4 separate regions of the Mus musculus genome follow, and all the other regions are linked to region 1. A link is a loop called in an ENCODE intact Hi-C map of the cell type or tissue named here. Cell type or tissue: left cerebral cortex. All regions are shown on one strand. Region 1 holds the start of Pogz (pogo transposable element with ZNF domain). Region 2 holds the start of Snx27 (sorting nexin family member 27). Region 3 holds the start of Cgn (cingulin). Region 4 overlaps Riiad1 (regulatory subunit of type II PKA R-subunit (RIIa) domain containing 1).

Region 1 (8,000 bases):
CATCAAATGCCCATATAAACATGTATGCTTATGCCCACAGGTGCTGCTGTCAGCCTTGGTAGAAGCATCTTTCTGCAGAGACTCATCACTGCCCAAAGGGCTAACTAAGATGCTGTAGAAGAATGCTCAGTTCTACATGGAACATCTCTATGGCCCACTCTAGGTTCAGAGAGCATCACAGAGAGGTGCAAAAGAATGCTAAGAGCTGAAGAACACCTGAGAGTGCTGTGGAACACTGGCATGCCCTCTTGAACTCATAGCAACTGGGACTGTCTGCATAAACCTGCTCAAGACTATGCCAGCACGCCAACATGAAAGGAATATATAGTCAGTTAATGGCTGCCAGGGTAAGAAGAGATAGTGTCTTCATGTTAAGTTGCCCTTGTTCCTGTAAGCAACACTAATTAAACTCACTAGGTCCCCCACACCCATGGCCAAGATATGCAAGTAGGAGAGAACTTGGGGGAGGGGATCAGCAGGAGTGGGAAGGTGACAAGAGAGTAATGTGCTGTTACTATGATAAAAATACATTGTGTACACATACAAAAATGTCATAAGGAAACAATTAAAATGCATGAAAAACTTTAAAAATACATCCATATGGGCCTGGAGAGATGGCTCAGCGTTTAAGAACACTGACTGCTCTTCCGAAGGTCCTGAGTTCAAATCCCAGCAACACATGGTGGCTCACAACCATCTGTAATGAGATCTGACTCCCTCTTCTGGAGTGTTTGAAGACAGCTACAGTGTACTTACATATAATAAATAAAAAATAAATCTTAAAAAAAATACATCCATAGATAATACAAATGCTTTATTCATGCCTTTCAGTTTTATTAGATTCTTAAAAACTAAAGATATATTCCAAAGCTGAAACGTAACAATTTCATGCTAGTTTCATGCTGCCATTGCTCCATCAAGGCCATTCTCAGGTAAGCACACCGAAATCAGGGGCTTGCTTTTACACATCATCACTGCAAAAGTCATGGGAGACACAAAAAGCTTTACTCATAATTCTTAAGGTCTCAAGACGCCCTTGAATGGTGCTGAGGTGTACTCCAGGCTCAGCTAACCACAATGGGTAAACTGCTTTCCTAGATTAGAACCTAGTCAAGATGGGAGTGGCAACTCTTAAGCCCACCTGTTCTCCTCCAAGTCCTTTCTATTTTTATTTCCGTTTGACATACCCTGACAATACAGGGAAGGGGACAGAAATCGAGGGCACAATCTAATTGTTTTAACACTATATTTTGATCACCTTCCCACATTAGCAATACTCTTTAATATACTGATTATCTTAGTTGCCCAGTGTAGATAAAGATGATACTAGCCCTCCACTCCACCCCACCCTCCAAAAAAAAAAAAAAAAAACCTTTTAGGCACAAAGTCCTTAAACTTCACGTTTAATAGCCTCCAAAATGCTTGAATGCACCCTAAAGTTAAGAATGACGACAATAAAGAAGTCATCCCAATTTCCTCCTTCCAGAACACGGACGGGGTCCAACTGCCTTGTCACCGTCCAAGAGGAACAGCTGCCTTACTCCTTTCTCGCTTCATCTGGGGAAACTGCTTTTAAAACCTCATCTTTGTGGCGTTTTGCGCTACAAAAGGAGGTGAACAGGTGTGGAGAAAAGGCTATCTCTGCACTGTTGAAAAGACATTACAATTCAATCTCCATGTCTTCCTAGAGAACGAAAAGGCCAAAAAGACTCTCAGCTCTCTTACTAAAGGCTTAAGATAAGTGAGAAATGTGCAGTGGTATTGACCCTTTGCAAGAATTCCACAACTCAGGAGAGGAAACCAGGACCATAGGCAGACACAAGGGAAAGCAGGTGGCTTGATGACATTACTCTTTTTCAGAAGGTGTTGAAAAATCTAAAGAAAATAGTCCTTGGGCTAAATATGGCGCCTACAGCGGCAGGACATAATCACCAGAAAATAGATTCTGCCCCATTCCATTTTGTAAATCACAGCGCCATCCATGCATAAATTTGGGGGCCGAGGGAGGAGACTTCCTCAACTAGCTGCAGAGGCTTGGGATGTCCTCGCAGACGGAGCGGGATTACATAACACAGGGGACCGGCGGGGCAGCCACTCGCTTCCCTCCTCCCGCTCAAAACCAGCGCTCACGCCTCCGCGCGTGGGGGCGGCGGGAACCCCGGGCTCCACCGCTCCGCAGCTGCGGCCCCGCGTGCCCGCGCCTCTGCAAACTCCCCCCCATCCCCGGTGACCGCCGCCGCCCGCGCCGCCCACTCCTCCGGGACGCTCGCGCCCGGCGTGCCTGTGGACGTCCGCGGTGCGCGGCCGTGGGGGCGCGAGCGCGCGCGGCACCGCCAGGGGGGCGGGGGCAGTGGGGCATCCCGGGGCCTGGGCCACCGTCGCCGGGGCGCGCGGCTCCGTGGCCCGGGTGCGCCGCAGACCACGTGCGCGNNCCACAGCGCGCGCTGCCGTGGGGCGGCCGCCACTCGGGGGCCGCGGGGGCGCGCTCGGCCCCTCCCCCAACCCGCGCGCGCGCCCCATCCCCCTCTCATTGTCTCGTTTCGGAACGCCTCGGCCCAGCGAAAAGATAACGGAACCCCCGGGAAAAGGGGGTGGAGAGCGCCGGGGTTCGCTCGCTCACTCACCTCCCGTGGTCGTCGCCGCCGGTAGTCTGACCCGAGGAAGGTGCCGTCGCCTTAAAGGGACCTTGCACCCGGCGCCGGGAGTAGGGGGTGGGAGCAGGGGAGGGGACCGGGGTTCGGGGGGGAGACGGGGAAGAGGGAACCGTTGAAAGCTCCTCTCCCCGAGGGTGAAAGGAAGCCTCCCTCGGGTTCGAGTGATTGGGGTGGATTTTTTTCCCGAGGGGGGCGGGGGGCCCCGAGGGAGGGGGTGGGGGGGCCAAGGAATGTGGCTCCGTGTATGGGAGCTGGCGCGGGGGAGAGAAACGCCGACTCCCCCCACCGACCCTCTCGCCCCGCGGAGGGATACCTCTCGTCACTTCCGCCCTCCCCTTCTCGTGCTCTTTCAATTGGCTGGCTAGTACGCTACGTCATCGCTCATCCTAACCCTTGTCCGGGCTTCTTTTCTAGTCAAGTTTGTCTGGGCCTGCAAATAAATAAATAAAGAAAAAGCTTTCATGGAGAAAAGAATAATTAGCTTCACAAACAGTTTCCAAATTTTGCTGAGAAAAATGACACTACCAAAGAAAATATCTCATAATATACTTTCTTAGACTTTCCAGACAAATTTGCACTCTCCCTACTTTCTATTCAAGGTTTATTACCAATTCAAGAGAAAAACTTCATGCCACAAGCAAAATGGTGAGTCCCAATGGCACCAACAACTGTTGTTGCAACAAAAAGCAAGATAACACTCTACCTTAAGAGACACTTGTCTGAGTAACCTTCTGTGACAGTGTGCCTTGTATAAATGAAATACTTTTTTGGTTTTGAGGTTTTGTTTTGTTTTTCTGCTTGTTTGTTTGTTTATTTGAAACAGGGACTTTCTACAGAGCCCTAGCTGTCCTGAAACACACCAGATAGGGCAGGCTGGTCTCAAACTCAGAGATCTACGAGTCTCTGCTTCCTGGGTACTGAAAACTAAAGGAATCACCACCACACCTAGCTAAAGAATTGTTTTTAAAACCTATTTTATCATCAAGCCCTTCTGGATTCTGGGGGAGAAACCTCGTGATTATTAAGGTCATTCTACCGGCGGGAACTGCTTTTGAAACCATTGTGCATAGACTCAGCAGAGATCTCCAATCTCAGAAACCATAGATTCCATGGCCCCGTTGGATTGGCTCAAGTAAATTGATTAGTCCATTCAAGATTATCTACCACTTTTCATACAAACAAAAACTAACTTCTGGTAGCTAAGTTTTGTCCTTCATTATGTCCTCAGATGATAAAATGCAGTATTTCCCTTGGGTTTTTGAGAATGATCTTTAAGCCATATATTGATACTTGCTCCAAACCAAGTTCTAAACAAAGTTGCTTGGTACAGGAATGGGTAGATCCAGAGCCATACTTATTCCTTTGCATATATTCTCCAAACTGCCAGCTAGTTACTTTCATCCAGCGAAAGATATCTCATCAAATTACACCACGTTTTGTTGACCACAACAACCATAATCACATCCTACTGAAGACATTTGATACGCCATTATTTCATCCAATATTTATTGTATATTTTTCATGTTTCAGGCACTGTTCTTGGTGCTAGGAATACAGTAATAAAGTCCCGGGGCTGTAGAGATGCCTCAGTAGATAAGAGCTGTCATTGCTCCTCTGGGTCATAATTCAGTTCCCAGCACCCTGAACTCTGCTCATAACTGCCTGTTCCTCCAACTCCAGTGGAGAGATACAGTGCCCTCTTCTGGCTTGACAGGCATCTATACTCAAACACACACCCTATAACTCCCTCCCACAATATATAATATTATGATTAAAACCATAGAAATGATAAATTTAATTTTTAAAATTAAAACATGAAAATGTTGGAAAACAAAACCACAAACCCCTGTGCATGTGAAACTTACATTCTACCAGGGAAGAAACAACAAATATACACACACTAAAACTCTCCCATCAGTTAACAGTAAATAGCAAGCAGTCCCAAAATTTAGTGGTGTAAAATGATGTCTTTATCATCTCTTGTGATTCAGAAAAGTGATTGGCTGAGCTTACTTGTTCTGGTTGGTGATAAAGTTACCTCAAAAGCTTCCACATGTTTGCAAGTTGATCCTATTGGATTGAACCACAGTTGGGCTGTTGGTCAGAATGTTCCCAAGTGACCTTTGCTCCCTCTAGTCAGAAAAACTACGTTCTGAGATTGGGCACCTCAAGATGACCAGATTGGTGACTTCTGAGACCGGAGGCTTATCTGCTTCTTAGAAACGTAAACTACCAAGTGTTTCATAAATAAATCCATGCTTTGCTAAGTGCTTTGGCAATGGGCAGGATTCAAGGCTGGAAGTATGGTACAGGGAATGATGGAGAAATGTGTATTTTATGAGGAGTTGTTAGAGAAAGCCCTGGTAAAGTAATGTGGACAAAAGTCTGAAAAGAAAGAAGCAGAGTTCAGGGCTTAGTTCTAATGAAAGCAAAACCACTAGAGGATGTCAACCCCTTAAGAGAAATGACCTTTTGCTTTTAAAGATCTCTCCAGCTGTGTGTGGAAGGGGTTGGGTAACTAGTAAGAGAAAAGGCAGCCACAGGGAGGGAGTCAAGTTAGGATATTACTACATTAATCCTGGTGAAAGATGATTGTGGACCAGGGTGGCAGTGGTGAGGCCATGTCTTCACTTTTGACACTTTCAACTCATGATGGCAAACAAAACTGTGCGAGTGGTGGCACTATAACTTCCATAAAGAAAAAAAAAATGGAAGAACACCATGCTGAATGTAAAAAATGGCTTAGCTTTCCTAAGGCTGGAGGCAGCTGGAGGAATGGGTGGGCAGGGATCAGCAGGCATGGAGTAGAACCCCACAGTACTCAGAACTGATGAGTGGTTCAGTGATGGATAGCTGGTGGGGAAAGGAATTTTGTAACAAGAATAAGCTGTAAATTACTACTTCAGGGCACTAGAACAGTGATTCGAAAGGGACTATACAAGTGCTAGACATGGCGGCACATACTCGCAATCCCAGTACTTAGGAGGTAAAGGCAGGATGACCAAAGGTTTAAGATCACCTCAGCATATAGTGCTTTTGAGGCCAGACTGGGGAAATGAAAGAAAACAAAACTTTACTATCGGGGCGAGCCACAAATATTGTACTTTCTGGCTATGGAAAAGAATATTTTTTTGTGTTCTCAATAATTATTTGGAGCCGACAATGCTGGGTTAATATGTAAATGTCACTTCCCCTGCAGCCCTTAGAAATGAGACAAGCTATCACAAGCTTCCCCAGTCTACTAGTGGAGTAAGAAGGATTGTGGGTTTTTACATGAAAAAGAGTTGGCTGCTGGAGGTAGTACTGGTGGAACTTCCAGGAAGGCAGAGACAAAGAGAAAGATGGAGGCAAAAAGGAGACTTAAGGAGCTGAAGCAGGCACTGAGACTCACATGGAGAGACATCAGGATAAGTTAGTAGCTAGCTGACAGACCACCCCAGGAAAAGGCCAACAGCTTTAAACTATATAGCAGTCTCTGTGTACTAGTCAAACCTCAAGCGGGATCCTCCAAAGCTCTGCAGTACTTTATAGTCCGTGTTATCCCTGTGCTAGAGGGAAGGTCCACATTAATGTGATCAGTGCTGGGACGTTTAGCATCCTCACTTAACGTACGGGTCTCTAGAATGAAGAAGGCTGATAGCTGTGGTCTCTTTAGAGCCTTCTTGATAATGATGGGAAATGAAAGCAAGAGAACAAGTTCTTAGAAATCTACATCAAGTCACAGGTGCCTCTTGAAGCATATTGAAAAGGGGTCTGCGTGACCATCCAATTTGACTTATTGAAAAAATCAGACCCTAGTAGTAATACCCCCGGGAGAGGGGACTACTTTAACGTTAGAAATGTTGGGTTACAGACCCAGAACAAGGGATTGGGGTGCATATTTTACATACCAAAGCAGACCTAGCTTCCAGGTGGGCGATCTTGGCTGGTGGACCCTTTGGATCACTCATATTGTTAGATGATTCTGAACATTCTCTCCCCTGAGTTGCCTTGTTCAAATGATCCATACTCAATCACAGATCACCTGCCAACTGTGAAAGGGGGCACTCCTGGGCCAACAAACTGACTCTTATCTTTCAATAAGTCCTTCAGAGCATTCCTTTTTTTTTTCTTTTCAAGATGTATTTACCATGTACACAGCATTCTGCCTGCATGTACACCTGTATGCCAGAAGAGGGCACCAGATCTCACTATAGATGGTTGCTGGGAATTGAACTCAGGACCTCTGGAAGAGCAGCCAATGCTCTTAACCTCTGAGCCATCTCTGCAGCCCTTCAGAGCATTCTTTACTGGGGTGTGCAGCCACTGTTCAGGGCACAAGTCTTCTAGTTTGGGGCAACTGTGTAACTGGATTTTGAGCGTGACCACATGATGCACAGGCATCTTGAAGCTTCCATAGCATCAGGAGCATCTACCACATAGGACAGTAAAACTGGATTCCACTTCCCAACCTGGATGAGCCCTTTGGCCCAGGCAGTGGTACAGTGTAAATAGCCTAGACAGGAACACCATCTTTGTCAGATGATTGAAAAGCATATTTTTCTCACCAACAGAAATTCTACGTGTTCCTCCTTGCAATCATACTCAATGGCCTTTTCATAATGTTCTACCACCCAGAATTCTGGTAGCATGGTCCCTTCCCTAAGGTTGGTTTTCATCAGAGGGCCTGGGTGTTTTAAAGGCACTCCCCGTATCTGGGCACCTGTGCGCCTGAGCCTTCCTCTTCCTAGTGGGCCAGGTCTGCTATGGTAATATATGCACCTCAGCCCTCAGCTGGGTCCTGGCTCTCAAAGGCAACAGGAGACACTAACTCCTTTCCATGGTTTCTAGGAAAGGAAGTTAAAGGTTAACGACAGCTCCCATGGAGCTTCCCACCACTGGACAGCCCACTTATGCAGACACTTATTTGCTTTCTTGCCTTGTAGTTTCTGCTCCAGGTTGAAAATTGAAGCCACTTGTTGCTTGGAAATGTCAAACGCTCCCAAGTCTTCAAAGGCAGAAGTGGCCTCGGTGCTGATACACAGTCACTTGAGTCTGAGACTCAGCGAGAGGTGGACCGGTTGCTGTGGGCAGTGTGGTTGGGACTGGGGAGGGTGGGATCGCACAGTCCAGGCAGAAGATGGCTTTGAGGGACAATGGCAGCTCTTTTCAATCAATCAAACAAACAAACAAACAACAAACTAACCGCACCTGAACCTCCCGAATACCCTCAGGGCGGTAGAAGCTGCAAAGTAAACAGATTTTGTTTTGGAAAATGTAGTAGGAAAAAAAAAATTCACCATCGGAACCTCTCCCAGTGGAAAAGCTCGACAGCTTACTGCACTGGGGCGAGCAGAAAGGAGGACT
Region 2 (8,000 bases), 250 kb after region 1:
TGCTTGTGTCTCAGTCAGGGGACATCTTGTGGAGTTGGTTCTCTTGGTGTCTCAGGGAGAGAGCTTAGGTTGCTAGCCTGGCTGGAGGCACCTTTACCACAGAGCCATCCCCATGGCCCTTGCTGGCCTGGCTGTAGGCTGCTTTACCACCAAACCATCACCTAGGCCCTTATTTTCTCATTCTTATTATATACCAAACTTGTCTTTCAGTTTGATCTTTCCTAAAATTCGTTATGTCTTTTTGAGGCAAGATCTCACTCTGGACTTGTGACGATTCCCCTGCCTTTCATTCTCAAGTGCCAGGAAAACAGGTATAAGTCCCCGGTGCTGGCTCATTTAGTTAGCTAATTAATTAGGTTTGTTTTTAATAAGTCAGGGTTCCCGTGCCAGACTGGCCTTGAACTTACTTAGCTGCCTGGATTACCTTGAACCTCAGATCCTCCTGCCTCTACCTGCCCAGTGCTGGCATTACAAGTGGTGTGAGAGCTGAAACCCAGAACTTCTTGCATGCTAGACAAGCAACGTGCCATTGAGCTATGTCCCCTTACTGGCTTTCATTTGACTGAAAGTTTGAAAGTTAGAGAAGAGTTAAAGAAAAGGAATAATGAGAAAAGTCTCTCTCCTACTCCTGTCCCCTGCCCAGCTGTCCAGACTCCTTCCCTATCAGCAATCTCTCCAACCAGTTTCTTGTATCTAAAGATACTGAGCTATGTGGTTCCCCGTTTATACACTGTAAGATATTACGTCTGTGCTCTGTCCTATTCTCGCTTGACTGGGCACAGTCTCTGTGAGCTCATTTCATGCCATACCACTAGGAGCTTCTTTAGTTTTTCTTTTTGTTTTAAGTGATGATGTTTTCCATTGTGGATGTATCATATTTTACCCAATGACTGTTATTAATCCAAGCTACTGTGACTATAAACAGTACTACAATGACCGTCACAAAAGTGTTATTTCCCAGGTGTGTGAGTGGAAACGGACTCTGAGGGGTGAAGAGGTTGCATGAAGGGCAGTGCAGTTTGACTCCCTAAACCTGTAGTCTGTAGCTATCTCGTTTATCTCTGCATCTCTCACCATTGTTAAAAAGCCTAGAACAGAAGGTACATTCAATTTGTGTGTGTGTGTGTGTGTGTGTGTGTGTGCGTGCACACATATGTATGTGTGTGTGCGTGTGTGCTGAAAAAAATATTAAAAAAAGGTCTCTTATAGCCCAGGATCCCCTTGAACTTGCTCTATAGCTGAGGATGATGACCTTGAACTTCTGATTTTTCCTAGGGCCTCCAAGTTCTGAGTGCTGGGAGTGTATCACCACATCTTGTTTTTATGCGACTAGGGATTAAGCTGGGCTTCCTGCATGCTAGGCAAGTGGTCTACTGACTGGCTGACACCCTTAGCCTCATTCAGTGTATCTATATGTATATTTGTTTATGTATATATGTATTTATATACGAGTAAGTACATTACAATTTATGTATATGAGTGCTCAATTTGCATGTATGCCTGCATGATGGAAGAGGGCATCGGAACCCATTGTAGATGGTTGTGAGCCACTATGTGGTTGCTGAGAATTGAACTCAGGACACCTGGAAGAGCAGCCAGTGCTCTTAACCATTGAGCCATGTCTCTAGCCCTCCCACCTTCAGTATATTTTTTTAATAAAAAATAAAGGCAAATGTTGTTTGTTTGTTTGTTTTTTGAGACAGAATGTTAGCATGTAGCTCCTGGTTGGCTTGCCTCAACTCACAGAGATGGGCTGGCCTCTGTGTCCCGAGTGCTGGGATTAAAGATGTGGGCTTGGCAAAAATAACTAGTTCTATCTGGGCATGTTGATGCACGCCTTTAATCCCAGCACTCAGGAGGCAGAGGCAGGCAGATTTCTGAGTTCAAGGTCAGCCTGGTCTATAGAGTGAGTTCCAGGACATCCAGGGCTACACAGAGAAACCCTGACTCGAAAAACCAAAAAAACCAAAAACCAAAAAACTAGTTATTTTAGCAGCAAGTTCTTTCCATCCAGTACTCAATTCAAAATAAATTATTCAAGTCCAAACCAGATTCCATCATTATGTTGAAGCAAAACTTATTCTATCTTTATTATTTCAGTATTTCAGAACTAACCAAGAGTCTTCATCAGCTTTGTTGTAAAACAAGGTTACTTTTATTCCTTTTGTTTATAATGCAAACCTTTCTTTTTAACCTTCATATGTATGCTCTAACTGTAGTGACTTTGTGTCTCCATTCAGTATGTTTCAAAATCTCTTAATCCCCCTATTGCTTCTTCTGTCCCTTGTAATCTTAAAAACTCTCCATGGCCAGTAAACTCTTTCAGGGGCTTGTTTGTTTTTATAAATTATCTGCTTCTTTTAGGTTCATAATTTTTTACTTGTGTAACCTCATCTACCAAGCAGGGACTGGGCTAGTGCTGTAAAGCGTTAATAAGTTCTAGATGTAAAGACTTGGTACATAGTCATGTTGAGAAAGGTAGTTCTTGGTGCTTCTCCTCTTCTTCTGCTGGATGCCAAGAAGGAAGACTCCTGGCTCGTTATCTCCAGGTTATTTCTCCGGTTGGGGGGTTGTGTTAATATGTCACTTTGGGAGATGAAGTAATGTCCCCCTCAGGACAAAGAGCAAGTCTACTGTATTCCTTTGTACAGAATGGCAACCTTTCCAAGTTGTGTGTCTTAGGCTCTGATACCTTAGGGGAACATCACTCATCAGAGCTCTTTATCTACATGGTGCTTGGTGGGGAAGAACTGAGAATACCTGAGGAGGCTGATACTGTTTCCTTTGTCTTTGCTTTGTGGAATCTTGTGTATTCTACAACATCTACTAAACAGGAATGGATTAACTAGTGACCTTATCAGTAGGGGGAAATCAAATACCAAAGTGGAGCAGTGATGGCGTAGATTGCTATGTGCATTATTTCTGTCATTACTTGCTGTCACCAGGCACCCAGCTCTATCAAGTTTATATCCTGCCAGATCGCCAAAAACACCAACTGCATGCTTTCTAAGAATTCTCTTGTGCTATTGGAAGAAATGAAATAAACAAGATAAAAGCAACTTCAAAACTCTTGCTAAATTAAAATTATTGACCACTTTAATATCCAGTTCTAAATCATGGAAGCTGTTGTTTTCCTCCACACATGCTTTTTTGTATGTCTGTATATAGCCGTGAAGTTGCAATAACATGGAAAAGAAAGTTGCGCAAAAACAGCTGAGCTTTAAATGCTGTTACATAATTGCTGCTTGACTTTGGTAACACTAAAGTTCCGTATCCTAATACTTGAAATAAGGAACCGAATTCACGATCTGGTTGTATCACTTGATTGCTGGGGCTTTGTCCAACATGAATATACAAATGAATAACCGATTCAAGATTGCAATGAATCACCAACTAGTGGTCGGGCATAATCCCAGCAATCAGGAGGCAGAGGCAGGTGGATCTCTGAGTTTGAGGTCGGCCTGCTTTACAGAGCCAGTTCAGGACAGCAAGGGCTACAAAGGGAAACCCTGTCTCGAAAAAACAAAACAAAAAAAGATTCTCATCATCCAACCAAGGAAACTTAACCAGAGCCCAAAGCCCAATAAACCACAACTCCCAGAAGGCTTTGAGCCCGGATGCGTCATGCACCATTTGCAGAACTACATCTCCCAGGAGGCCCTGCAGCGCCCAACCGTCTGCTTCTCCCGCCTTGCTCCCTTTTCCTCACCCCCTCGCAGCGCGGTGGCCCACTAGCTCCAGCGGTCGGCGGAGCGGGCGCGCGCCGGGGTCGCGCGGCTGCCGGAGGGGGCGGGCGCGCGCCGGAGGAGTGGAGGCGTAGGGGGGCGGGGGACCGCTCGCTTGCTCGCAAGATGGCGGACGAGGACGGGGAAGGTATTCACCCCTCAGCCCCGCACCGGAATGGAGGCGGCGGCGGGGGGTCTGGGCTCCACTGCGCCGGGAACGGTGGCGGGGGAGGCGGCGGCCCGCGGGTCGTGCGCATTGTCAAGTCCGAATCCGGCTACGGCTTCAACGTGCGGGGCCAAGTGAGCGAGGGCGGGCAACTGCGGAGCATCAACGGGGAGCTGTACGCGCCGCTGCAGCATGTGAGCGCCGTGCTGCCCGGGGGGGCGGCCGACCGGGCCGGGGTGCGCAAAGGGGACCGCATCCTGGAGGTGTGAGTATCGCTGCCGCCACGCCCCGTCCTCCTATCCTTCGCCTGTCCTGGCCCCGCACCCTGTCACCCAGGCCGCACCTCTCTTAGCTCGAGAGCCTGCCGCGACCCTCGCCCCCCGCGGGCCTTCGCGGCCCGGCTTGGAGCCTCCTGCTTTCCTGGCGTCTCCAGTTTGTGCTCTCCCTGCTGCTCCCATGCCTTTGGCTGCTCTCAACCCGTTTGCCTTCTTCTATAGCATGCCTCTTTCTGCCCCTTACTGAGGGAGTCTCCTTTCGACCTAGCCAGTACTGTGTCCTCCCCAACTTTTCATCTTTAGCATCATAGTTTCCTGGTCGCTGCCACTCCCCTCAGACCTTGTGGACTGTCCCTTCTGCCCTCTAGACCTGATAGGACCTGTGGTCAGCTCATTTTCCTCTGGAGGCATCATTTCTCCCCACCTTAACCCTCCACCCACTTTCCTTAGTTATTCCCCGTTATGATAAAAGCACACCGACATTTTTGCATCCACCGTTTGGCCTTTTCTCCCCTCTTCTTCTTTGTAGTCACACCATCTCGAGTATACCTTATCACATGCGTTTTTGGGGGAGGGGTTGCAACCTGATTTTCAGGCTAGCTTCTCCATGGCTACATTGCTTTTGAGTACAGCCTTTTCTGGCTCCCCGACTTCCCACGTGCACCACTCCTCACACCTTGGAGTTCGGTTTAATAGTGCTCCTAGCTCCTGCTTCCCTCAGACTGCAGTCGACTTAGGTCTTTGCCCGCTCCGTTTTCCTCCTGCTCTGTGCTATTGCAATCCTACACTTTAAATTTCTCGACGTAGCTTTCCCTTCTCTTTTTAAGGCCCCTTCTGCTGTTGCAACCCACCTTCTGCTGCAGTCTTCCTTCATCGAACTTGTTCAGGCTCACTTGTCACCACCACATCCCTTAAAGCTCCAGAGATGTTGTCTTGGCAGTTTGAACGCAGACCTCCACTGCCCTAAGCTGTGTTGTGGTTGTGATTTTGTACTTTGTCCTAAATTTGTATAGTGGTTGTTGGTTGACTTGTTGGCGCTGTGTGCTCTCATTGTCTCCATTCTCCTTCAATCCTGGATCTCTCCTTACTGCATCTATATTGTATCGCCCCCCCCTCCCCGCCCCCCACACGCAGCCTCTCCTTCCATGATGGGATTTACTCACACAAGTCTTTCTTCTTTTTAAATATTTCATTTTAATTGTAAGTTCCACAGCTGCCTGCTCTTCATTTTGTAAAACAGATTCATGTAAGAGCTGCACTTACAGAATCTTGGGAGTCTGTCCTTGTAAAGGAGCCCCCTTCCTCCAGGCCTTTCCCCCCCCTCCCATTTTTGTGCCCATTACTCTTACTCTGTTTCCTCGTCTTTTCCACTTCAAGAAAGAGTAGCTCACTAATGCATGTGTGTGGAGAGCTTGCACATTTCTTCTGACCTTTATGGAAAGAGATGCTTGTGGGGTTTTTGTTTTGTTTTGTTTTAAATTGCTATATTACAGACTATTTTCTAATATTTTCGGGTAGTATATTTTTAGTCTTTGTGGGTAGCATTAAGATACTGAATACAATAATGACTTTGCCTTCTAACTGGGTCCCTTGGTATTTATTTTCTAGAAAACGCAAAAGTTGTGACTGATGGTTTCTTCTGATAGAAACTTTTAGAATTGTCATTTTGCTTTCCCTGTGGAAATTAGCTTTGATTCAGCTCTTTATATTTAGTTTTAAAATATATACAGTTATAAGTGTATTAAAGTTCTAGGTCATTTGCTGTATAGGGTCCAAAATGATGAAACTACAGCTAATATCTACCAAGAGTGTTTAAACTTTTTACTCTTATTATAGTCTCCAGCAGAAATCCCAGCTGTAAACTAGCCAATGTAAAGAAGAGCTGAGGGATCCTGTGAATCCTTATGAGAGACTAGGAGCCTAGGAAGTAGAAGCTAATATTTTTTGGTACTGTCCTTGGTGGTGAGAGAAATTTTTCTAATTTTTGGTGGCAGGGGAAAAGAAATACTGCCTAGACAGTTGTTCCTGGAAGGTTGGTGATGATAAAAAGAAATCTTCATGGTATTGGTTTTGAGCTTTTTTTTTTTTTTTTTTTTTTGGTTTTTCAAGACAGGGATTCCTTTGAGCTTTTTGTATTCTGATTCAAAATTCTTTTTCAAAATTCAAAATTCTTTGAAACTCTGGTACCACTGTAGAAGTAACAGAGGTAACTAACAATTCTAAGCTAGTTTATAACTTCTGAGACTTCTGTATACCTCCCCCAACTCCCCCATTTCCTTAGACTTTTCAAGTAAGAGAAGAAAAAATCAACTAACTTTAGGGATTTATTTATATATATGAGGCAGAGTCCCATGTAGCCCGGGCTGGCCTCAGACTCTGCATGTAGCATCTGGTTGTCCTGCCTCCACCTGCTGAGTGCTAAGATTCCAGGTCTGTGCCACTTTGTTGGGCTTATGTTGTGCCGAGGATGGAACCCAGGGATTTAGGGCTTCATGCTTGCTAGGCAAGCATTCTACTCACTCAGCTACAGTTCCCAGCCTGAGCTTTTCAATTTGTCTTACCCAAATTCTTAATTAATCTTTCAGTTGTCCCTGGAAAGCTTTTCATGTTGATGAAAAGTGATAGAATCTGAGTTAGGGATAGGTTGGTTATTACTGTATATAGCTTTATCGTTGTGTGCCAAGTCACAGGCAGGTAGATGTCTGGGCCTTGATAATTGAAGTTTGAGATTTCTCCCTATTTTAAACTCCTTTCCCTATGTGCAGACAGCTTTTACTCCAGTTGTCATGTTGTCATTGTTTGGACAACTGGTAAAGGTGTGAAAGAATAGTAACATTTAAGTGGATCTAGACTTGAACATCAGCAAGAGGAGCCATTTCTTTGTGTTGCTCTTAGAGTCTGCTTACCCAAGCTCATTGACTCCTGGGATAATTGTTAAACTCGACTGGAGCCAGTATTGGCTCACTTTCTCCTTTTCCTTTCAAGGCTGGCTAGAGTCATGTTGCAGGGCTTGGTACCACAGTATGAAGAAGCCCTCTGGGCTCTAAATTTACTATGGATGGAAAGTTTCTTGACTAACACAGTCTCCACCTTGTAATTTTCCCCAGTGTAATGTGTACTGTGTGCCTTCCCTTTGATGTGCATGTACCTTGAGGCCAGAGTATGAAAGATGCTTTCAACAAATAGAACCAAAATAAATATATCTTTGCACTGATTATATAGTATGTGAATAACTGACTTCAGGTTAATCTCTATAAAGTTAACGTAGGTCTGAGGATACTTGATTTTGAGAGAGTTGCCTTTGGGAGAGTTGCTGTGTGCAGTGGGGTATAGAACTGCCTACAATTTTTGAGATTGTGTTTGTAGGCCTTTTTTGACCTGATCCTGGGATCTTTGTATGTGTGTGTGTGTCTCTGCCTTCTCCTCTCTCACCACAGGGTTGGCTGGGGTTAAAGATGTTTCCCCCGGTACATCCAGCTTTTAGGTGGGTTCTAAGAGTCAATCTCAGGCGGTCAGGCTTGCACAAGCCAGCACTTTTACCTGCCAAACCTGCTTTGGAGAGTGTGAATTTCAAGCACAGACCCTTAAGGCTTGGCTTGTAAACATTCAAAACCATGATGTCTGTCACTGTCTGCCAGTCAGACAGTATATGCTTCCCTTCTTAGTAGCTACCTGATAATATACCCATCAGCTTTTCCTTGCTAAGGTTAAAGCATAAATAAATTATTTTGTGCAGTTTGTTTTTTGAGGGTCATTTTTTGTTTAATTTCATGTGAATTTATGAAAATAGTTTAACGGTTTGATAATGATTTTTACAGTTGAGTGAGTCATGAG
Region 3 (8,000 bases), 47 kb after region 1:
CCCATGGCTGTGGTTCTTCAAGAGGTTTCCAAGTCATTCATTGCTCCCAAATACCTAGAATACCAAGTAGGCTACTCTAGCTGGCCAGTGAGCTCCAGTAATCGCTCTGTCTCTGGGATTACAAGTACACACACACACTGCACCCAGCTTTGAAATTGGGCTCCGAGGAATTGAACTTAGGGCCTCACACTTGTAGAGTAGGTGCTTTCCTGACTGAGCTATCATCCCGTCCCAGTCTCTGTTATTTCTGCCTGTCAACTTGCCTCTGCAGTACAAAATGTAAACTTCGAAAAAAAAAATTCAGATGCAGAATTGAAGCAAATCAATCAATCAGTACAATTCTGCCAAAACTCTGCCACAATAGACAGGGAAGACTGGAGGGATCCTGAGGAGCTGGGGGTGTGTATGCAGATCTCAGGTGCCAAGCTTGTCTCCTTCACTGACAGAAGGGAAGAGATGCGGGGTGGAATCAGCTGTTGTTTGGGTGTGTGGGGAAAAGCTGGCTCTCTACTCAGAATGTTGTTTTAACAACTCTGAAAAAAAATTACATGGAAAGAGCCTATTCCTTTTAATTCCACCAGAATTAGGCATAGATGGCTTTCTTGTCATGCCCTTTCCTTTCAAAGGACACCCTTACTTTCAGTTTACACTGGAAACTTTGAAGATACTAGATTTAGTTGCCCAGGCTATGAGAGATAACCTGGTGAGTGCTGGAGGACAAAGGCGACAGAGGATGGGGGTGGGAGTGGGGGTAGCTTCCTGATGGGTCTTTCTTTCCCTTGACAGGAATGATGCTGGTTAGAGTGGCTTGGAATTCTTTGTCCTGAAGAGTTATCTGCTAGCTGAAGGACAAGCTGGGAAAGAACATGACACACCTGCCCTTAAGAGTTCATAACAATGATATGATTATGAATTTGGCATGCTTGGCAAACTGTCATACCAACACTCAGGATATGGAGACAGGGGGATGGCCAGGACACCAAAAATAAATGAAGGAATAAAAATATGAATATAAAATCTGGATTTATTATTATTAATTTTTGGGGGGATAGGGTCTCACAGTGGAGCCCTGGTTTTCCTGGAACACAGAGATGCCTCTTCCTCCTGAGTGCTGGGACAAGGGAAGAGTGTGACACCACAGCCAACTTGGGCTCATCTTCTTAATTCTCCGAGGAAGCTGAAGATGGAAGACTGTAAAGAACTGAGATGACTTGGATGGAACTATAGCTCTTCCAGAGGTGGTTAGGACATGGTGTCTTGACTGCAGAATCGGTGCTATGTCTGGAAGTCACTGGTCTCCATGGCTCTGCTTCCCAGGCTGAGCTGAGAAGACCTGAGAAATGAGTGAGGAGAAGTAAATACCTTGTGGAGACCCTTGGAAGTCCCCAAAGTTGGAAGGGCATACGAAGTATTGCTGTAACCCGTTCTTCCTTTCCCCTTCCCTCTCTTCTTTCCTTTCCTTCCTGACTCCTCTATATCCCTCCCGCCTTTATTTTTCCAGACAGGGTCTGTCTTACTTACTTTTCTATTGCTATGAGATACCATGACCAAGACAACTTACAGGAAAAAGAGATTATTTGGGCCTTATAGTTTTAGAGGGATAGAGTCTGAGATCATTATGGTGAGGAGCATGGCAGCGGGTGGGCATCATGCCGGAGCCAGGAGCTCACATCTTGATACACAGCATGAGGCAAAGACAGATATACTGGAAGTGGCCAGAGTCTTTGGAAACTGTGACACACTTTCTCCATCAAGGCCACACCTCCTAATCCTTGCCAAACAGTTTCACTAGCTGTGGACCAAGTATTCAAACATATGAGCCTATAGGGGCACTTCTCATTCAAGCTACACATTTCTACTCTGGAGCCCAGGTTAGCCCAGAACTCACTATGTAATCTAGGCTGGCATTGACTTTGTGGCAGTTTTCTTGCCTCAGTCTTCTGCATGGTAAGATTATGTGCCTGGCTTATCTGGGACCATATTTAAAAATTATCTTTCCTAGTCATACCAAGAATAGAAATTCAACTCAACCAGGAAAAGCCAATGTGTTAGCATAAACTATTATTGTTAAAGACTATGAATTTAGCTAGGCATGATGGTGTACATCATTAATCTAACTACCTAGGAGAAAGAGGCAGGGTTGTCATGAATTCAAGGCCTGCCTGAGCTACATAGTGAGTCTGAGGTTTGCCTTGGCCACATAATGAGACTCTTGTTTCTAAAAATTAAATAAATAATAACCATAATAAATTATGTAAGTAAAACTCAAGAGCTAAACAACAAGAGACATCCTGACAAAGCTTCTAGGTGGTAGTCTCCTGTCCCGAGAAGCCAGCCTGCCTCCATCTTGGACTTGAAAACCATCTTATTATAAAAGCAAACTAGATTTGTTCCTGCTTATGATTAAACCTGTGTTTCTCAAGGGTTGGGTTATGTCCCACCTGTAGCTTTAACTACAAATGGTTCTGTACTGCCTGTTTCAGGAATGGCAGTCATGTCTTTGTTCCAAAAAGTTGTTTATAACCATCTTGCAACCCTATCTTTGTTTCATAATGTTGTATGACGATGTTGTTATGATTACCTGTTGTTATGACTACCTGATTATGCCCACCTTGCAACCATGTCTTTGTTTCAGGAGGGACTAACTTGTTATGCATATTTTCTGCTCCTATAACTCCGCCTATTTTGCTCACCAAACCCCCATTTAGAACTCCCCTGGCCCTGATCTATAAAAGCCTTTTCTTGTCTCCCTCACATCCAGTGCTGACCTCTCAAACCCTGCCTTAGGGGAGTCAGTCCATGTCTATGAATAAAAAAGCTTGCTTTAGCTGGGCAGTGGTGGAGCATGCCTTTAATCCCAGCACGTGGGAGGCAGAGGCAGGTGGATTTCTGAGTTCCAGGCCAGCTTGGTCTACAGAGTGAGTTCCAGGACAGCCAGGGCTATACAGAGAAACCTTGTCTCTAAAATCAACAAAACAAACCAAAACAACAAAACTTGCTTTAATTAATTTATCCAAGGTGGTTTCAGACAGTGGTCTTCCTCTCTCCATCTCTGGGATTAAGAGTCCCCTTTGTTCTGCACTGCCCTAGTGTGCAAGGCTGGCCTCCTCCATCAAGCCTTACCATTGCATCTATCACACAGGCCGAGCTTGGCCTTCTGCCAGGCCTCAGCTGGCTTGCTCCAAAGCCTTCTGTAGTGGGGTGTCTTGGTGTGCTCTTGCAACCTCATGCTCTGAGGCTCAGGTTGAAGGATGGAGAGGGCCAGCCTGGGTGTCATGGTTTGAATATGCTTGGCCCAGGGAGTGGCACTATTAAGAGTTGTGTCACGGTGGGTGTGGGCTTTAAAGCCCTCATCCTAGCTGCCTGGAAGTCAGTCTTCCAATAGCAGCCTTCAGATGAAGATGAACTCTCAGCTCCTCCTGTACTATGCTTGCCTGGATGCTGCCATGTTCTCACCTTGATGATAATGGACTGAACCTCTGAACCTGTAAGCTAGCCCTAATTAAATGTTGTCCTTATAAGACTTGCCTTGGTCACGGAATCTGTTCATAGCAGTAAAACCCTAACTAAGACACTGGACTACATATAAACTGTACAGTTTATGTTGATGTTTAACACCCCTTATCTTCCCACTACTTCCTCATTCCTTTGTTCACACTATAGGCTCCCTCTTCTGGCCATTGTACATTCTCTTATTCCCATTCATCTTTCTCCAGCTTTTTTTTTTCCCCTAGGCAGGTGCTCCTCTGTGACACCTTTTCTCCAACTGGTTGACCCTAGGCCCTTAGACATGACAGGCAATACTTTTCTACTGAGCCAAATCCTCAGCACAGGCTAGGCTAGCACTCTTCTGAACCACAGACCATTAACATTACCTGTTTTCCTTTCTTCCTTCCTTTCTTCCTCTTTCTTTCTTTCTTCCTTTCTTTCTTTCTTTCTTTCTTTCTTTCTTTCTTTCTTTCTTTCTTTCTTTCTTTCTTTCTTTCTTTCTTTCTTTCCTTTTCTTTTTATCTGCACAGTTAGAGAAACCTCTCTATGGGCTGGAGAGATGGCTCAGTGGTTAAGAGCAGTGACTGCTCTTCCAGAGGTCCTGAGTTCAATTCCCAGCAACCACATGGTGGCTTACAACAGTCTGAAATGGGATCTGATGCCCTCTTCTGGTGTGTCAGTTACACTGTACTCATATTAATAAAATAAATAAATCTTTTAAAACCAACCAACCAAAACCAGAAATCTCTCTAGTATGACCTGTAGAAAAGACCCCTATGGGTATATAACCTAACCTGTTTTCTAAAAGTTCACATCAGGTTATACCTTTTGGTTGAAAAGAAATCTTCTACTAAGCAAATCATTTGTGACTTTCCACTGGCCTCTATCATACCCCTCCTCACCCCCAGCTACAGATCATTTCAACAGCTCCACGTTTTTTGAGATTATTTTCAGCCTCGAAGAGAATCAATCACATTTCTCTGTGGCAGGTCCAGCAATCAGGTGTCTAAAGTTATCTGACTCAATTTCTTCAACACCCTCTTCTTTCACAACTACTCTTTCAGAAAAGGGGTGGGGTGGGGGGTTGGGTCTTTTAGTGTCTCTCCATGACACCTTCCCCCATGGTGTAGCTCTGGTTGGCTTGGAATTTGATTTGAAGACCAGGCTAGCCCCAAACTCTCTGCTAGATCAAAGGTGTGCACCAGGATAGATTTTCTTTTGAAATCTGGGGGGGGGGGAGGGGAAGCTTCCCCCCTCTTCTTCATCTGAGCTTAAAGCTCTCTGAGTTCATCCCCCAAGGAAGAAAAGTTGATGGTGGATGACTCAGGCTCCCATTTCTCCCCACCCGTGCTTTAATGTTGGATAACTACTCTATTTCTATCTTCTATAAATACACTAAATACAGTCTAAGGGGTACCCAGGAGAATTCAATTACCTTCACTTTACTAGTATTGGGGCCAATTCATCAGTCTGTCCGTTTGATTGTTTAGTTGTTTATTTTTAAGATCTCTTTTCCAGACCACTCTTTGGTGTAAAAGTAACCTGACCCAGAAGGGACACCACCTCTGCAATAGGTCGCCCAAACCGCACATATTTCCTCTCTCTCTCTCTCTCTCTCTCTCTCTCTCTCTCTCTCTCTCTCTCTCTCTCTCTCGCTCTCTCTCCCCCTCTCTCTCCCTCTCTCTCCCTCCCTCCTTGTTCCTCCTTAAGGGCTGTATCCCTCATAGAAGGCTTCTCATGGAATGCGGAGACCTAGCAACCCAGCTACAGAACAGGTAGGTGGACTTTCCCCTCCAGGGTCCACGCCCAGCATCTGAAGGCTGGGGGAGGGGAAGGGAATGATCTCCAGCTAACGCCACAGAAATGCTGGCTGTAGGGAAGATTCCTCTTCAAATCTAAATATATTACAATAAATATTTACTGAACAAATAAAGGAGAGAACTATTCAGAGGCCAGCAAGGTAAGCTAAGCCAATCTTCTTTTAACATACCTCAGCGATTGACACTAGGAGCCAGCTTTAATGTTACCTGCCTCAGTCTGCACGCAAAGCACCCCAGAGTCTTTTCGGTGTAGTGGGACCAAAAGCCCTACTTGACAGGCTTTCAGAAAAGATGGATTTACAATCTGTAGTTGAGCTCCTTTCTGCTTATAAAGCTTATTCTGATGCGTGTAAATTTACAGCACTCGGTTCCCAAGTCATTCATTCTACACATTTTATTAAGAGCCAACTATGTGCTGACCTCTGTTATAGGCGTTTGAGATGAAGCGTACAAAACAAAAGAAAATGAAGATCTCGGCTCTGGCCGAGATTTTCATAGGGAGATAAAATGAAAATGATTTTTAGGGTGATGTAAATTGGGTGATTACATCTTCCAAAGAAAAAGGGTGCAAAATGATTATGGAGGCCAGGAGCCCGAGGATGAGAATCCACGACTGAGATTTTGGTTCGGATTGCCGATAAGGCAGGCGAGCAGAGATGCAGAACGCGCTGACATCGGGAGACTACGAAGAAATTTTCTGCGGAAAGCGACAGAACTGTATTCTGGCTTATGCGGAGGCAGATGAAGGGCAGAAAGGGCTGTGAACCGAGATTTGCTTTGAGAAGAGCACGAGGAAGGCACTTCCCACAGAACCCAGGGGATGCTCTGGCGCTAAGCTACGCGGGTCCGCAGAGCCCCGACGCCCCCAAAATGGCCTCTTAGGTCCCCCGGTGCCCCGCCCTCGCCCCACCAGTCCACGTGACCCCACCGCCCCTCCCGTCCACCGGGCTGGGGACCCCGGTTCTGGGTTCCCGCGGTGTCTGCTCCGCCCCTTGCGGGAAACTGACCAATAGAAGAAGGGGTGAGGCGGGGCGGGAGGTGACGGCCAATGGGGCGGAGCTCCTGGGGAGTAACAGGTTGGTGGGCGGGGGAAAGGAGGGAGCTCAGAGCTCGGAGGGGCTGGGCTGCAGCAGCGCGTGTAGCTCGGCTGGTCGGAGCGCGATCCCCTGCGGGGTGTGTGAATCCGGGAGCACTGATCTGGACCGGGGTGAGTGAATCTGTCTGGAGCGAGGACACCTGCGATGCGAGTGGGTCCTCAGGAGTATGCTCGAGGGCCGGAGTAGAGGCATCAAATGCCCTCCTCCTGGGCACAGGTGCTGAGTTTAGCAGGAAGGGCGGTCAGAGTGCGGTGGCAGAGCTAAGAGCTAACCCCTACTCCACGGTGTCAGAAGCGAGTGGCTGGGAAGGTGCCAGGTGTGAGGCACCTGAGGGTTAGGTTATTCCCAGGGCATGCATGCATTTCAGCGCTACAATCTCTGGAGGTCAGGCGCCAGCCCTTGGGGCAGAATTTCTCTTGGAGACCAGCATGGGGGCGGGGGAGGGTTCATCCTATTGGAGCAAATGGAAGTGCCGCCAGAGGTTCAGAGACTGAAGTGGTGATATCCGCATGTGCTGGTTTTGGGGGTAACTACCCCCTCCCCGCCCCCGTCAGTCCTTACTGGTCTCTGACACTCTCCTTCTGGCTTTGGAAATGCTGAGGTGTGGGGTCATTCCCTGACCATTTGCCTACAGGTGAAAGCAGTTGCCAGTAAGACACTAAGGTCAGAATACGAGGGCACCCATCTCTTTCCTAGGTGTGAGATTATTTAAGGCTGTTTCTTTCTTTGCTTTCATGCCAGGGAAATTTTTTCCTTCTTCCTCTAGAAAGAACTGTGTGTATTCTACAAGAGAGGGGAATGGGAATGGAGAAGCATAAATCCCTCGACCCACATACTAGCTGAAAATGTTTGCTTTCTCGGGGATGTGAAACGAGGATTGATACTGGGTTTCATATGGCCCATGCTGGCCTTGAATTTGCCATAGCCCATGCTGGACTTGAACTTGCTGTACAGCTGAGGCTGACCTTGAACTGGTGGGCTGCCTTCCGCTCCCAGTGCCTGGATTACAGGTTCATATCACCACACCCACCTAGAAATAGTCTTCTTTCTTGAGGCTGATGTAAAAATTTTTCCTTCCAGCAAATACATATTTCCTTCTTTTTTTCTGTTACAAAGTAGTCTCTTTGTATATTTTTTAAAAAGATTTATTTATTTATTTATTTTATGTATATGAGTATACTGTAGCTGTACAGAAGGTTGTGAGCCACCATGTGGTTGCTGGGATTTGAACTCAGGACCTTTGGAAGAACAGTCTTAACCGCTGAGCCATCTCTCCAGCCCTATATTTCCTTCTTTTTCTCTAGTTCTAGATTGGGGGACACTGGTGAGATCTGGAAGTGCAGCTAATTTCCTTGACCCTTCCCAGAATCCTCTTGATTCCCTGAAATCCTAGTTGGCATCCTTGATTCACGATCTTTGATAGACTAGAGTACTTACTAGTGGTGCAGAAACATAGGCAGAACTCCCTAGGAGACCAAAAGACTAGGGGACTTACACCTCCACATTCCCAGGCCACAGACGAGGTATACGTTGGGCACCAGACAACTTCTGAGGTGAATTTCCTTGCCGTAGGCAGCGGTGAAGCAGAGTCAAC
Region 4 (8,000 bases), 370 kb after region 1:
GACCAGCCAAGGCTACATACAGGGAACCTGTCTTAAAAAAAAAAAAAAAAAAATTCACAGTCATCTGCCTGTGTCAGATGTGGGGATGATGTTTGCATTTTTTATTCTAAAGGGAAATAAAGAATGAATGGCGTGGCTCCAGTTCTGGGACCTAAGTCTAAGCTGGGTATGGTTCTGGCAGAGAAACACTGAGGACCTGTGTTAGATCTACACCGGCATCATTCACAAACAAGGGATTAGCACACTGGGTGGTGAATGAGGGTGGAATTCTGGGTGGCCCTGTGTCTCTGCCCAGGAAGTTTCCAGGGAGAGATGGGGCATCTGGGACCAGCTCTGCAGTATCCCTGTAGCCCCCAAAGCCTTCCACTCCCTCCCTTTCCACCTCCCAAGGCCAACCAGCCAAGCCCAAGTGGCTTTGCTGCCCTGCAGCTCAGCTGGGCGAACTCCTCCTGGCTTCCTCCTCCCTCCTGGCTTCCTCCTCCCTCCTGGCTTCCTCCTCCCTCCTGGCTTCCTCCTGTGTGAAGAGGAAGGAGAAGAAAGGGCTAGGTGAAGGCAGCTTGCCTGTTCAGGCCTGTCCCTGGGGTGTGCTCTTGATGTGCAAGCCAGATGAAGCTGCAAACTGTTCCGGTTGGGAAGAGCGTCCTCAGATTGGGTTTTCTGGATTCTGTGATTTGTGGCCATTTAATAACTTAATAACTTCAATCTGGGCCTGAGAAATGAGAAATACAGAGACCAAACCTATTCCAGGTACCGAGAAACTGCAGACTCGGGGCTGGAGCTGCAGCTTCCTCAAAAGCTTAGTCAGACAAGTCTTCCTACAGCTCTGCCTATCACCCCTTGTCTAGAAGACTCTCCAGCGGCTCCTTCAAGCTTACAGCTCTCTCTATCACCCCTTGTCTAGAAGACTCTCCAGCGGCTCCTCAATGTTGCCTTTTCTGTTTGTTTTCAAACAACCTGTTGAAATATAGAGACAAATGACAAGTCTTAAGCTGGACAAACTTTCCCATGCATGGCTACACTCCCGATGGAGAAACAAACATCTCAGGTGATCTCAATACTAAGGGTTTCAGTGTCACAACACAGACCAGGCTGGCCTCAGCCTTTCCGGGTGGTGGGAGGACAGGTGCGAGCCGAGTCTAACAGCACACATCCATTGCCTTTTGTCTGTGGCATTCTCCAGTCCCTGCCACTTTGTGCCCACTTCCTTATACTCAGTACTACCTCCATCCTGCGACTGTGACTCCGGCACACACTGCCATTGCTGCCTTCTTTTTCACAGTGCCAGGCACCCTGGTGCCCTGTGCTAAGCACATGCTCTACCACTCTTCCCACCAGGAGTCTTCCTGTCTCCTCCACTCCGCATGTCTGCAAGCCAACCAGCCAGCCTTTCTAGTTATTCCCTAAACCCAGGGAGCCCAGGCAGACACCCCTGAGTGCTCTCCTGGACCCTGGGGATATAAGAGCAGATACAACCCAGCTGCTAACCCCAAGGCAGTCACACCCAGGACACAAGGCAGTCACACACACAGGACACAGGGCTGTTTGCATCTCTGGGTTTTGTTTGGTCTTGCTGTATCCCTGGCCCTGGGATGCTCTTGTCTTTCAATCTTTATTTTTGCTAGTCGAATTCCATTTGTATCACAAGGGCCCCTTTCAATACAATTACTCTTCTTTCTTTCTTTCTTTCTTTCTTTCTTTCTTTCTTTCTTTCTTTCTTTCTTCCTTCCTTCCTTCCTTCCTTCCTTCCTTCCTTCCTTCCCTCCCTCCTTCCTTTCTTTCTTTCTTTCTTTTTGTTTTTTCATGACAGGGTTTCTCTGTTGTAGCCCTGAGCCCTGGCTGTCCTGGAACTCACTCTGTAGACCAGGCTCTCCTCGAACTCAGAAATTTGCCTGCTTCTGCCTCCCAAGTGCTGGTATTAAAGGCGTGCACCACCACGCCCAGTGATGTTTGGTTTCTTTATAAGCAAAACAGGAATACAATTATCACAGGGATGTCATAAAGTGAGATAGTATTAGTACACATGTTTTATGAACTGTGAAACTTTCTGGACTATCAGACATTTCCAGTACCCTGGCTGCATTGAGACTTTGCCATTACCTTCATGTCTGTCTGCTGTGCAGCAGAGCTAATAACCCATTTGAAGTCCTTTAAAAAATGTTTTTTAGGTTGTTTATTGTCTCCCTGGCCTCGGGAAATCCACGGATAAACTTCCTCAGACCATCACAGGGCTGCATTCTGTCCATAAGGCATGGGCCTCTTGAGGACTTAGAAGACACTTCACATTTGCTTGGTCCTGAGTGTATGAAAGTGTTAGATGAGAAAGCCCCACCTGCCTCTCCGCAGCTCCTCTGTGGAATGAATATGGCTTAGGTTTGTTTACTGCTGTTTGAATGCTTGGTTTATGTTCTTTTGAGACAGGGTCTCACTGTGTAGACCAGGCTGGCCTGAACAACACAGAGATCCACCTGCCCATGTCTCCTGAGTGTGCACCATGCCTAGCCATTCCATTGTTTTGATCCTCATGTTTTTGTCTAAGATCTCCTGATCTATTGACTTCTAGAAGGGGAGGCCTGTCATTAAATTGCTTCCTAAAGAGCAAGATGGGGCAGTGGCTGCAACCTGCAGGACCCCCATTTATCTCCTCCTCCTCCTCCTCCTCCTCCTGCTCCTTCCTCCCTCCTTCTCCTTCTCCTTTTAATGTTTTACAGAGAAATGTTTCTGAAAAGACCGGACAACATTCTTGAATTTGCTGCACGTGAGTACAGTGGCATTGGGGTGTCCCACATGTCTGTGCAAGAAGCAGAATTGGGGATCTAGAGTTGGACAAGCCCGGGACTTTTTGTGGAGTCTGGGTTCCATTTTCACCTGATGTCCCTCATAGGAGCTATTTTTTGAAAGCCTTTTCATTCTCCTGTCTTTTTTTCTCAAAATGAGGCCAGAGCAGCACTGGGGCAGGACTTCTCTTGGTGAGGACTAAGAATTTTGAGATTCCCAAAGGAGAGTCAGGCAGCCATGGTCTATGGGGATCCCAAAGTGGTTTCTGACCCAAGCTGCCCACTAAAACCACCTGGGGAGCTTTTAAAAAATGCTGATGTTCAGGCCTGGTCTCTGGAGATTTTTATTTAATTAGTCTGGGGGGGGGAGCTGGGGGCTGGAAGGGGGTGGGGGGGGGCAGCCAAGGTTCTGAAGACTCCCCAGGTGATTTTAATGGACTTGGCTGCAGAGATGGCTTCCGGTCAAACAATATAGAGTGGGGAGCTGTGGCTGGTGTCTTGGGTGCAGTTAACCCTGGGAGCCCACAGTATTCTGAGCAGGCCTTCCCTGCCACAGCAGATGCACTGTGACTCACATTCTTCCTGGTGTAAAAATCATCTTCCGTCATCACGCTGTGAGCCTGGCTCTCCCAGGAGAGGGCGTTCTCTGAAAAGGCCTGCATGGCAAACTGAGTGGAGGGCAGGTCCTAAATGGACCAGGGGCAGAACACTCAGGATCTGGGAGGCCTTGGTGGCTCCCGGAGCTTCAGGTGGGCCAAGAGCAGAAAGCCTGGGCAACATGCACAGGCCTTACCTAGGATGGTTTCCTGGCACTCATGGGGATGGCTGCCAGGGACAGTACAGGCACCGAGATTGTGTTGTAAAGTGGGGACCACCAGTGAGCCCTGCTAGGACAAAGCATCCGATGTTTTAGCAGAGTAAGCTGTCGCCCAGGCTTTCCCCTTCAGCATTGATGATTGCGTTGTTCTGATTTTCGTCCCAGACTATTTCACGGATCCAAGACTTCCCAGCAGAATTCACATGCAGCTAATTAAAGAGAAGAAAGGAACCTAATTAGCAAAGCCACAATGCTCAGCTGCTGGGAGAAGCCAGAAGGAATCAAGCTTTGGGTGGGTGTTAGCCTCACTCTCGTGAAAAGCAGCACGGGTTTATGGATCCAGGCTGTGAAAGAATGCAAGTGGAGAAACAGCAGAGCAGTGTGGTAGCAGTAGGCCATTTTCCTGACAGTCTAGGGGGATAGAGGCTGTGATCAGAGGCCTGGAATTGGTCTCTGTGTCACTGACAGGAGTCTTTGGTCTAGTGAGGTGGATTGGGAAATGGATATGGGAGGTGTCCTGAGGTGCGGGGGCTGGGAAGGGGGGGTTCAGTACCAAGTCCTTTTCCTGAGCCCTAGAGGTGAGGAATTCCCTCCTACAGTCTTCCAACCACCTTGTACATCAGATTAGCCCTTAAGGCCATAGTGTGTTTTAGCTCCTCCTCCCTCCACAGGCAGAATAGTTCCTAAAGCCATTCTGAAGGCTGAAGAGGTTTTTTTTGTTGTTTTTTTTTTGTTTTGTTGTTTGTTTGTTTGTTTGTTTTTTATTTCTTTGTTTTTTCTTAATGTGAGGTGGGAAAGGCCTCACTCTTTTTTTTTTTTTTTTTTCTGAGACAGGGTTTCTCTGTGTAGCCCTGGCTGTCCTGGAACTCACTCTGTAGACCAGGCTGGCCTCGAACTCAGAAATCCACCTAAGGCCCCACTCCTAATCTAGTGAAACCACTTCTGTTTTGCAGGGTCATCTGGAGCCCTGAGAGCAGCATTGCCACCAGTGTGGATTTCCAAGCTGTGTGGGCCTTCTCCTATCAGGGGCCTTTAAGATACTGATTAAACCCAGATCTGCCTGCCTTCTCTCTTATTTTCACTTGAAAGGGGGAGAGCTCAGTGCATGGCAGCCTGCTGTGCCTGACTCCTTTTCTCCTGGAGGTGGTCAGGGGTCTGGGGTGCCAGGGACTGTTCCCACTCTGGTCACATATCAAACTACAAACAGAGTTGGGGGGTACTGAGCAAGCCATTTAGTTGTGGCGGGCTGAAAACAAGCAGGTCCTCACTCCAGCATCCTGTGACCTTCTCAAATGTCAGGTGGTGATTTTCTTTGCTTCCCATAGACGCAATAGTGAGAAAAATTGGGCTGGAAGGACATCAAGACAGATGGACAGACACTGAAAACTCAAGAGGCCCATGAGTGTTGTAACAGATGGCTGGGAGGTAGAGGACTTTGTTTTGGGGACTTTAGGAGCAAGCCAGTCATCTATTTGATGTCTGGCTAAGAGGCTGAAAGATGGTTCAGATGGTAGCATGAAGCCCTTTGCATGTTTAGGAGCTGTGTGTGTGTGTGTGTGTGTGTGTGTGTGTGAGTGCGCGCGCGCATCTTTCAGGTTTGTTGCCTCAGTCTTTGGCCTCTCCAGTCAGCTGACTCCAGTGTATGAAGGAGCTCTCCTGTGTTTCCCGTGTCGACATCACCATGGCAACAGAAGCACAGGCTGAGTGTTATTTGTTTTCCCTTGCTCCTAGCTGCCCTCACTTGCAGTGGCAAAAAGGGCAAGGGAACAGGAAGACGCAGCAGAACCATGTTCGTTAGGAGCCGGAACCCTCGGAGGTTGGCTTGATTTGGTTTTAAGAAAGGGTCTCACTCCCTGACCTCAAAGTTGCCATGATCCTCCTGCCTCAGCCATGGCTTTGAAGGTGCTGCTACATCTGGCTCCAGAGGAGTTATTGCTGTGCTTTCAGAATTATACGTCAGCATCTCTGGCATGGACAGAGCTGTCCTTGCTTAGGAGATACACAAAAAGGGGGATGAAGATAGTGAAATGCTTGCTTTGTAAGCTGGAGAACCTGAGTTCAGAACTCACATTTAAAAAACCCCAACTGTGGTAGTGTGCACTTATAGTCCCAGAACTGGAGGAGTGGAGGCAGGTGGATTCCTGGGGCTTCTTGGTAAGCCAGCCTAACTTAGCAGGTGAGTTCCAGGTCAATGGAAGACCCTGTCCCAAAAATAGAAACAAAATGAAATAAATAAATAAAAGTGGATGGTGCCAGAAGACCCCTCCACCCAAGGCTGCCCTCCGGCCTCCACAAGTGCGCATGTGGATGTAGCTTGTAGCCCTGCCACAAACAGACAAACAGGCAAACAAACACAGGACTGGAGAGATGGCTCAGTGGCTAAGAGCACATATTGCTTTTTCTAAAGGTCTGAGTGTGATTCCCAGAAGCCATACGAGGCAGCTTACAACTGCCTGTAACCCCAGCTCTGCCCTCTGTGGGCACTTGCATTCACATGCACATACCCCCCTCTCCCACTACACACATAATTAAATAATAAAAACAAATCTTAAAAAAAAAACAAAGAAAGCTTTGATCAGAAAACATACACACAGCAAGGCCTTATGTGATGTGTTATATTAAACCTCCTGGGCCTACCCCAGTGAGAAGAACCTGAGAAGATGGGATCAGGGAGCAGGAGAATTTTTGAGGTGCTTGATTGGCTGCTATAACGCTGGTGGGGTACCCAATGGCTTATTCTTGGGGTGGGAGGTTCCGTGATAGCAATGAGGAAATGTTTGTCCCCTCTGTTGTTCTTTTTCTTTTCTTTTCTTTTTTTTTTTTTTTGTTTGTTTGTTTGTTTTTTCGAGACAGGGTTTCTCTGTATAGCTCTGGCTGCCCTGGAACTCACTTTGTAGACCAGGCTGGCCTTGAACTCAGAAATCTGCCTGCCTCTGCCTCCCAAGTGCTGGGATTAAAGGCGTGCGCCACCACGCCCGGCTTGTTGTTCTTTTTCTTATTTAGTACATTTAAAAAATTATTTATATTTTGTGTGTACGAGTGTTTTGCCTGCATGTATGTCTGCACATTTTATGTGTGTGTGGTACTCAAATAAGCCAGAAGATGGAGTGAGAGCCCATGAAACTGGAGTTGTAGACATTGTAAGCCACCATATGAATGCTGGGAATTGAACCCAGGTCCTCTGGAAGAGCAGCCAGTTCTTCTAACCACCTTGCTTTATATGACTTAAAGTGGTCATACAAAGAAATGGTTTCATTGTGACATTTGAATACATGTATGTGTTAGTCAGGAGTCTCTAAAGGAACAGAACTGATTATACACACACACACACACACACACACACACACACACACACACACACACATATATGGCTTACAGGCTGTGTGGCTCTCTCCTGACAGAAAGGCTAAGAATTCAGAATTCAGTGGCTATTCAGTCCACAAAACTGGATGTCCCAGCTGTCCCACTTGAGTGCTAGAGCCCTGGAGGGTTCCTAGGAGCTACTGGTCTTTAGTCTCCTTGGGAGTCATGAAGTAGCAGGTTCTAACATCAGCAAATATCTCGGTGATGAGGTAAATTCAGCAGTGAGTGGGGGCAGCAGGCAAAGAACAAACCCTTCCTTCTCCCATGCCCTGTGATGTGGGCTGCCACCAGAAGGTGTGGCCCAGCTTTAGGGTGGTCATCCCTCCTCCAATCAAGAGAAATCCCTCGCAGGTGTGCCCAGCTGCTCAGGTTTTAGTTGATTCCAGACACAGTCAAGTTGACCACCAAAATTAGCCACTCCAAGCCAGGCAGTGGTGGCCTACACCTTTAATCCCAGCACTTGGGAGGCAGAGGCAGGAGGATTTCTGAGTTCGATGCCAGCCTGGTCTACAGAGTGAGTTCCAGGACAGCCAGGGCTACACAGAGAAACCCTGTCTCCAAAACCATAGAAAAACAAATTAGCTACTCCAGTGTATGTTGTATATTTTGTCCTTATTCACGTTGCCCTCCAGCCCCCTTTGCTTGGTTGCCTCTTAGAATGTACACATCGGAAATACATTTCAAAGCTTTTCCAAGAAAAGCATGAGTTTAACACCTGGTGGTAGGGCTTCTCTTACGCTCAGTATTGTGTTCAATATCCTTGGGCGGAGAGGCTCTCCTGCTATAAGGTTGCTTATGGTCTGGGGAGATGAAATTCTTTCCTCTCACAGCTTTACTTGAGCATGTCTTTTGCTTGTTTTGTTTTTGAGACAGGGTTTCTCTGTGTAGCCCTGGCTGTCCTGGAATTTGCACTGTAGACCAGGCTGACCTGGAACTCAAAGACAAGACTTATCCCTCAGAGACAAGACCTTATCCTCTGTGCTCACCTCTGCCTCATGAGTGCTGGGATTAAATACTATCCCACCACCACCACCACCACCACCACC

The links. Hi-C counts contacts between places; a loop is a spot of excess contacts. Peaks named below come from ENCODE experiments on the same cell type or tissue, not always from the same donor. Only the 100,000 strongest peaks of a DNase experiment are listed, where the experiment ranks them.
Region 2: a loop joins it to region 1, with 10 times the contacts of the local background. A loop is called at or near these places in 6 of 42 quality-filtered maps.
Region 3: it touches region 1 in a loop (2.5-fold over the local background); 4 of 42 quality-filtered maps call a loop at or near these places.
Region 4: a loop joins it to region 1, with 2.6 times the contacts of the local background. A loop is called at or near these places in 6 of 42 quality-filtered maps.

Annotation. Positions count from the first base shown.
Region 1 is chr3:94,832,365-94,840,364 of GRCm38, reverse strand. Pogz (pogo transposable element with ZNF domain) reads right to left here and starts at 2,928. Exons shown (of 19, transcript NM_172683.4): 1 at 2,625-2,928. It also overlaps the pseudogene Gm15263. In left cerebral cortex, CTCF peaks have their summits at 4,333 (motif pointing left) and 6,805 (motif pointing right); DNase peaks (open chromatin) are centred at 400, 2,049, 2,674 and 2,993; H3K4me3 peaks cover 2,399 bases; H3K27ac peaks cover 2,301 bases.
Region 2 is chr3:94,578,401-94,586,400 of GRCm38, reverse strand. It overlaps Snx27 (sorting nexin family member 27), which reads left to right and starts at 3,685. Exons shown (of 12, transcript NM_001082484.2): 1 at 3,685-4,156. The coding sequence starts at 3,852. In left cerebral cortex, a CTCF peak has its summit at 3,690; DNase peaks (open chromatin) are centred at 3,672 and 4,888; H3K4me3 peaks cover 2,428 bases; H3K27ac peaks cover 1,501 bases.
Region 3 is chr3:94,784,892-94,792,891 of GRCm38, reverse strand. It overlaps Cgn (cingulin), which reads left to right and starts at 6,410. Exons shown (of 21, transcript NM_001037711.3): 1 at 6,410-6,516. In left cerebral cortex, a CTCF peak has its summit at 3,667 (motif pointing left); DNase peaks (open chromatin) are centred at 454, 3,191, 5,483 and 6,316; H3K4me3 peaks cover 1,684 bases; H3K27ac peaks cover 923 bases.
Region 4 is chr3:94,461,640-94,469,639 of GRCm38, reverse strand. It overlaps Riiad1 (regulatory subunit of type II PKA R-subunit (RIIa) domain containing 1), which reads left to right. Exons shown (of 7, transcript NM_025506.2): 5 at 2,709-2,755; 6 at 3,757-3,883; 7 at 4,545-4,655. The coding sequence ends at 3,827. Among named protein-coding and RNA genes, the nearest start is that of Riiad1, 8.0 kb to the left of the region's middle. In left cerebral cortex, a CTCF peak has its summit at 3,402 (motif pointing right); DNase peaks (open chromatin) are centred at 3,410, 3,840 and 5,259; H3K27ac peaks cover 1,827 bases.